Linked DNA regions of Mus musculus: region 2 is linked to region 1. Evidence: chromatin contacts called from ENCODE Hi-C or POLR2A ChIA-PET data. All regions are on one chromosome and are shown on one strand. Each heading gives the region's core, a stretch centred on a gene start or an enhancer-like site at or near the end of the contact. The rest is flanking DNA. Distances are from core to core; before and after follow the strand shown.

The links. Hi-C counts contacts between places; a loop is a spot of excess contacts on that map. ChIA-PET counts read pairs that join two places held with the same protein, here RNA polymerase II (POLR2A).
Region 2: a map of gastrocnemius shows a loop between it and region 1 (6-fold over the local background). The contact joins the enhancer-like site here to the promoter of Gtf2i in region 1. A Hi-C loop is called at or near these places in 1 of 37 maps with a recorded cell type or tissue (gastrocnemius). POLR2A ChIA-PET finds 5 or more read pairs at or near these places in 2 of 5 experiments (Patski and embryonic stem cell).

Annotation. Positions count from the first base shown.
Region 1 is chr5:134,312,925-134,316,429 of GRCm38, reverse strand. Gtf2i (general transcription factor II I) reads left to right here and starts at 1,670. Exons shown (of 34, transcript NM_010365.4): 1 at 1,670-2,047.
Region 2 is chr5:134,373,120-134,376,624 of GRCm38, reverse strand. It overlaps Gtf2ird1 (general transcription factor II I repeat domain-containing 1), which reads left to right. Exons shown (of 30, transcript NM_001081464.2): 22 at 490-518. Among named protein-coding and RNA genes, the nearest start is that of Gm46925, 26 kb to the right of the region's middle. Within about 2 kb of position 1,969, at least 1 of the 3 ENCODE cell types and tissues checked has a DNase peak (open chromatin) inside an H3K27ac peak, as active enhancers do.

The sequences.
Region 1 (3,505 bases), core at 421-2,920:
ATGTTTTCTTTCTTTGTTGTTTTGAGAAACATGGTCTTATCTCCTAGCCCTGGCTGACATGAATTCCCTACTTGGACAGTCTCTTCTCCAGCTCATATCCTCCCAAGTGTTGGAATGTCAGGTGTGCATCCCAGGACCTTGCAGAACTTTCATCCTAAGCATATGTAGGGAAAAAAGTTTGGAGTGATTTAATTTCAGGCATGCATCTTAGAACGTAGCCCCTGCTGCAAAGGAGTAGGACTCCTGTTTCGGTCTTATGGAATCTGGTTAAATATTCCAAAGAGCAGTGAAATCCGGGGGCAAAGAGCAAGTTGTTCTTTTGACAACTTAATGAATAGCCCTGGACAGAGTCGACAGAGTTGAGTCACAATCGGATTAGGAAAGGAAACGAAGGGTGTAAATATTGTTAGGGAAAATCGTAATAAAAACCAAAAAACGTAGGCGGCTTCTCTAATCAGACTGCTTCCCAGGAATCCTTAAAGACTCCGTGGAGTGCAAAGAAATCCAACATGGAGATTGTAGATGAGGCTTTGTGGGTGCGGTTTCATACAAGAAAGTCGACCAGAGAACGCCAATCCTTGAACCCGAATTCAAAGGCAGGGTTTTGGAACTACATCAAAAGAGTGGCTTGCACGGAAAGTTTTCCAGCAAGCGACAAAGAGGCTGGGAGGCTGGAAAAAGCCTTGTGGCCGCCACCTACCGAGAAGCAACGGGTGGGGGAGGGCGCCCGAATATTCGGCGGACATAAGCGGTGGGAAGGAAAAAAAAGAAAAAAGAAAAAGGAAAAAACAAACGAACAAACACCACAAATTCACCCAATTCTGTCCTTTGCATTAACAGCTAAGTTCTTCAGACTCGGGCTTTTTTAACTTTTGCATTTAACTTAGATGAACAGTTAGTTGATACTCTTCGAAAGTCATTGATCTTATGAAGTAGTTGAGAAAAATAAATATAATGGCCGGAGGAGGGTCTTAAGTTTACTTTCTTTGTAGCTGTGGGGACGATCAGGATTTCTTCAATTCTCCTTCTAAATGTGGAGCTGTGTAAAGACTCGAAGAGAGAAGAAATGGAAATCACGAGTTCCTCACCCCCTCCCATCCGTTGCCTGTCCCAAGTTTGGGCAAGTCCACTCTGGTTGCTTCTAAAGCCAGCTTTGAAAACATTGAGTTCTTTGTGTCCCGGAGCTGGGGGGACCTCCCTCTGCAAATCAGGCGACAGGCCAGCCCCGGGGCTCCCCTGGCCTTTGCAATGTCCCTAACTTTGCAATTTGCAAAGGGATGTTGGTAGCAAAGAGTTATTTAAGTGGAAGTTGTGGCCTGCTGGAGAAGGAAGGGGGGGGACACTAAGTTCTAGGTCTCACCCCACTCCCCTCCCCCATCCGGGCGGCCGCGCAGGCCCCAGGTGCAGCCATGTTCTCGCTCCCACCACCCGCGCGCTTCCATTGACAGTCCAAGCCGGAGAGGGCCGGGCGCCGCGGCGCTTCGCCTCGGCCTAGAGGGGGGCGGTGGGGAGAGAATCAGGGTTCATGCCGCAAGGCTGTCTGGGAGTTATAGTTCGGGGTACCCACCCGTTGCGTAGGTGAGCGCGGGTTCAGAACTACAACTCCCGGTGGGCGGTGCTGCTTGTGCGCACGCGCAGCGGCACCTTCGAGGAACAAAAAAAAAAAAAAAAAAAAAAAAAGGCAAAAAAAAAAAAAGGGGGAAAAAAAAGGAGGAGGAGGAGGGTGAGAGATAAGCTGGGAGAGCAGAGAAAAGGGGGCACCGGCGGCCCCCCCGCTTCCCTGCACGCGCTTGCCGCCCGCCTGCCGCGGTTATCCCTGGGCTTCGTCCCTGTTCCCCCCCCCCCCCCCCGGCGTCTGGCGACCCAGCGTGGAGCGAGGCCCCGCCGGGGGCGGCCATGCGGCGGTGACAGGAGCACGGCCGAGACGCACGGGCCCCCCTCGCCCTCTCACCTCCACCCCGTTCGCCAGCTCGCCGAGGCCCCTCCGGCCTACACTCGCTTGCTGTCCGCATCCCCCCCTCCCCGACCCTCCCCGGCTGCTCTTCGGGTGAGTCCCTGTCGCCTCAGATCGTCCCCTTTCCCTCGAGTGTCCCCTCCGTCGTCCCCCTCTGCCTCGGGGTGCCATGGCGAACAGGGGCGTCTTTATTCGACACTCTGCCCCCGTCGGGAGTGTGTGCACCGACTCGGGCGTGAGAGTTGGGGTCGCTTGGCGCGCTGCGAGTGGCAAGGGGACAACTTCGGGGTGAGGAAGCGGACGCGCTGTGACCCCCCCCAAAGTCCACTCTACTTGGGGGCCTTGGCAGCGGACGCGACGCGGCTTTTTTGGGGGGATGGGGCGGCTGGTGGTGGGGGGAGACGACAGTTGCACGCGCACACCCGTGGTGCGTGGGGGAGGACTCGCGGCGTTCCGCGCCTGCGTACATTGTATCCAGACGCGTGGACGGTGGTCGGGGGACTGGGTTGGGGGTGTTTGAGAGGGATGGTCTCGCGCGAGCAGCCCCCCGCGCGTGAACGAGCGGACGAGTTAGCGTACCCCGGCGGGGCCGCGCAGCCCTGCTCCTTCGCTCCTGATTGGCTGGGAGGGCTCGCTCGGGGACGCGCGCGCGGGCGCGCGGGGTGCCACGGCCCCTCCTGAGCCCCGTGGGGTCGCGCTCGGGTTCGCTGTGTGAGCGTTTGTGTGTGTGTGTATATGTTTGTATGTGTGTGTGTGTGTGTCGGGTTCGCTATGAGAGCGTGTGTGTGTGTGTGTGTCCGTGTGTCCAGGGCTTGCGGAGCTTAGGGCAGCAGGCTGCGTGCGATTGGCCGGCGGGCACCGTGGGGGCGGGGCGTCGGTGCCTGGTAACTGCGGTGGGGGCCCCCGGCAGGGGGGCGGGAGCCACCAGGCTTGGAAGCCAGTGCCCGCCCTGGCTGTCCGGTGCTCCGCCCTGCTCCCAGGTGGAGCCCAGCCGTGGGCTTTGTCCGGAGCTGGTCGCTTGCAGGTCCCTCGGGGCCAGGACTTTTTTTGGGGGTGGGGGCGTTAGGGAGGAGGAGATGGAAATAAACACAATGACCGGAAGGAAGACTTTAGCCTTGAGGCTATGAAAATAATCAGTCTGGCTTGGGCAAGCACTCAGCCTTCGGGGTTAAGAGAAGGAACGGGGGAAAAAGTTTACTCCTGCACTTCTATTTTTTTTTCTCAATTTTGCCCTTTTTTTTTTTTTTTTTTTTTTTTGAGGTGCGGGAAATCTCAGTATGGCTGCTCTGGAACTCTTAGGTAGAGCAGGCTGATCTGGAATACAGAGATCCGCCTGCTTCTGCCTCGCCAGCGTTGGGGTTAAAGACCAAGTGCAACCAAGTCTCGCCCAAGTTTTGCTTAATTTAAAAAAAAAAAAAAGTAAAACTTTAAGTAGGATGTTTTGTATCTCAGGCTGGCCTGGAACTCGCTTTGTAGTGGAGGCTTCCCTGGAGCTTCTGATCTCTCCTGTATTCATCTGCTAAGTGCTGGGATCGCAGGTCTGGCTCCGAA
Region 2 (3,505 bases), core at 720-3,219, 60 kb before region 1:
ACGGTACAGATCCCAAAACAGGCCTCGAATCCCAGCACACAGGAAGCAGAGGCAGGAAGGTTATGGGTTAACCTTCATAACCATAAAGTTATGCCCAGCCTTCATAATTAGACCCTTTCTTTAAAACAAAAACAAAAGCTAGGGAAGTGGCCTGGTTGGTTTCATGGCGTGTCTAGGACACACGAAGTCCTGAGTCCCATCCCCAGCTCTCATAAACCAGGAGTAGTGGTGCATACCTGTAACCTCAGCGCTCAGGCGGTAGAAGCAGGAGGAGCAGACTTTCAGAGTCAGCCTTGGCTAGAACATCAGGATTCAAGGCTAGGCTGGGCTCCATGAGACCTCTCAAAGAGTCAAACATTGAATGCTAGTGTCTGAAAAGGACCCTGGGCTTTTGTTACCAATCCCTTGGCAAGCTAGTATCATCATCTACCTGGTGGTAACCTCGTCCCCATCCCTTTCCCCTGAAGCTCACTTCTGTTTCCCTTCCAGGCCATTCCAAGGACTTATCCCAAAGCCTGGTAAGTGGTACTTCTGGGGGTTTGGGAGGTACTTGGTATTAGGGGTGGGGGTTTGTGCACAGTTCTGGAAATTCAAAACCTTCATGGGAGACACCTGCCTGGCTCAGGCGCAGGACCAGGGTACTACCCTGCTGTTCCTGCAACTCCCTTTGCGTCTGCCTCCGGTTGATGGAGAAAGGCTGCAGAATCCCTGGTCTTAAGACCCAGAGACCCCGTTGAGATAACATTGGAACCACGGGCTTCACCCAGTCAGTCCCATGACCTCCGGGAGACCTGGCTAACTCAGGAAATGGGGAAAATTGATGGCAAATGTATTTGAATGTTGTCATAGGGTACAGGGAGCTTGGTGGTAATATGTGAGGCATTGGGGAGCTAGGAAGATAACATAGTCTATAAAGTATTTGCTGTGCAAACAAGAGAACCTGAGTTTAATCCCAGGAACCCACATTTAAAAAAATCTGTGTAGGGGTGGATGGGATGGGGGGGGGGGAGAAAACACAGCTGTGCTTTGTGGTGCAGTTTGTAATCCTGTTTGGAGGAGGTGGAGCTTTGCAAATTGCTAGGGCTCACTGAGCAGCCTGCCTGGTCTATTCAGCAAGTTAGCTCCAGGTCAGTGAGAGACCATCTCAAATGAACAAAAGAAAAAAAGCTGAGCATAGTGGCCCACCTGGGAGGCAGAATTTGAGGTTTGCTTGTCTACAAAATGAATTCTAGGACAGCCTGGCGCTACACAGAGAAACATTGTTTCAAAAAACAAAAGCTAGAGAGCTCCTCTGGAATCCCCAGTGAAAGGCTGGTGAGTGGCTCAGTGGTAGAGCCCCTGCCTAGAATCCCCCAGTGAGGGGCTGGGGGCGTGGCTCAGTGGTAGAGCCCCTGCCTAGAATCCCCCAGTGAGGGGCTGGGGGCGTGGCTCAGTGGTAGAGCCCCTGCCTAGAATCCCCCAGGGAGGGGCTGGGGGTGTGGCTCAGTGGTAGAGCCCCTGCCTAGAATCCCCCAGTGAGGGGCTGGGGGCATGGCTAAATCAAGCTTGCTAAGATTTCGTGTATTTCACCAAGCCTGGTTTATGAGGTACTGGGGCTGGAACCAGGGCTTTATGCACTCTAGACAAGAACCTATCAAATCAAGTATATCCTTAGCCCCCAAGACCCCATCTTGAAAAAAAAAAGTAAACAAAACAAACAAAAGAAGCCCCTGGCCTCATTTTTACCTGCTGCAGCAGCTAACTGGGTGGACTCTAGGATCCTGGTGCCCACTGTGGAGAGAGCCCTGGGTGGGACCAGAGGCTGGACCAGAGCTGGCAGTCAGACCATGAGGGAAATGAGTACTTCCTCAGGAAGGAAGCTGGGGACAAGGCAGTACTTGTGAACACAGAGGGCTGCCTTTCCACCAATGAGAGATCCAGAAAGTCCCTTCTTTGGGACTGACCCTAGCTCAGCCTGTCTGCCCTCCACCCCAGCTCTTGAGTTAGTTTGTAAACATGGGCCTCTTGGACCCTGGCTGATGATAGCCTAAAGTCAGACCCTAGCCAGTTGCCACCCCTGACACAAGTGATTATCTAAGCTGATGTCACTGCTGGGTGCTTCTGCTCCTGTCCCTCTGGGGTCCAGGAAGTATGGCTAGACCTCCAGCCTCGGTAGGAACCCAGTATATAAGTCAGCCAATCCCCCTACAGCCCCCATGGCTCTCCCTGGCCTCCAAACGCACTCGTTTTGGGGACAGCGTCCTGATATGTATCCCAGACTGGCCTCAAATTTGTGGCCTTTCTGCCTCAGCTTCCAGAGCGTTGAAGTTACAGTAGTGGGCCACCACTCTGGGATCGGTTACCTTCTCCCAGGAGGAAACATAGACTCAAGAGAGTTGAAGGAAATTTCTCGAAGTCACAGAGCATTTGCCTAGCCTGGCTGAGATTTGAAAGGAAAAGACTTCCCTACTTGCAGGAGCTAAGTTGTACCTTAATGTGCTAAATCTGATTCTGCTGAGTGTCTCTCTGTCGCCCCCTCCTGACCACTAGGTGCAATGACATGGGTCCTATGGTCCTATCTGTAACCTCCCTTTTTTACAAATTCCCAGTTTAAACTGGTTTATTTACTTGATGGATAGGGTTTGATATTAGGATTTTTTACTTATGTTCGTTATGTTTTTTCTAGACAGGGTTTTTCTGTGTAACCCTGGCTTTCTTGGAACTTGTTCTGTTTACCAGGCTGGTCTTGAACTTATAGAGATCTGCTTGTCTCTGGCTCCAGAGTACTAGGATTAAAGTCATGAGCCACTAGCATCTGGTTTTAGAATTTTGAGTGAGTGTGTGCGTGAGTGGGGGGAGTGTGCCTCTGTGTGTGTGTATGTGTGTGTGTGTGTGTGTGTTTATGTACAGAGGCCAGAGAGCAACCCTAGATGTTGGTCCTGTGGAGCTGCCCTATTAAATGTATTATTATTTTTATTTTATTTTATTTTTTTAAAGATAGTATCTCTCACTGGCCTGAAGCTAGGCTGACCAACTAGTCCCAGGCATCCTTCTGTATCTGCCTCTCTGGTGATGGGATTACAATTTCACACTATCGTTCATAACTTTTAATCGAGGGGGTGGGGGAGAGGTAGGGAAAAGAATTGTTTGTGAGTGCAATTCCTTTAGAGACCAGAAGATGTCACCAGATCCCCTGCTGCTGGAGTTTCAGTTTTGAGCTGCCTGGCACAGGCCCTGAGAACTGAACTCAGGTCCTCTCAAAGAACAGTGAGCATTCTAAACCACTGAGCCATCTCTCCAGCCCTAAGCCTTGCTTTAAAAAAAAAAAAAGAATTACTACATAGTGTGTGTATGTGTGTGTGTGTGTGTATGTATACACCCAGGTCTTCAACCTTAGAGGCAGGAAGGTGTTTTTACCATCTGAGCTACTTGGCTGGCTTCAGGCCCTGCTTTTACAGAGGATGTGGGGCTCAGATCTTATGTTTCCAAGCTAAACACTTTACCCACTCAGCTTTTGTCTGTTGTG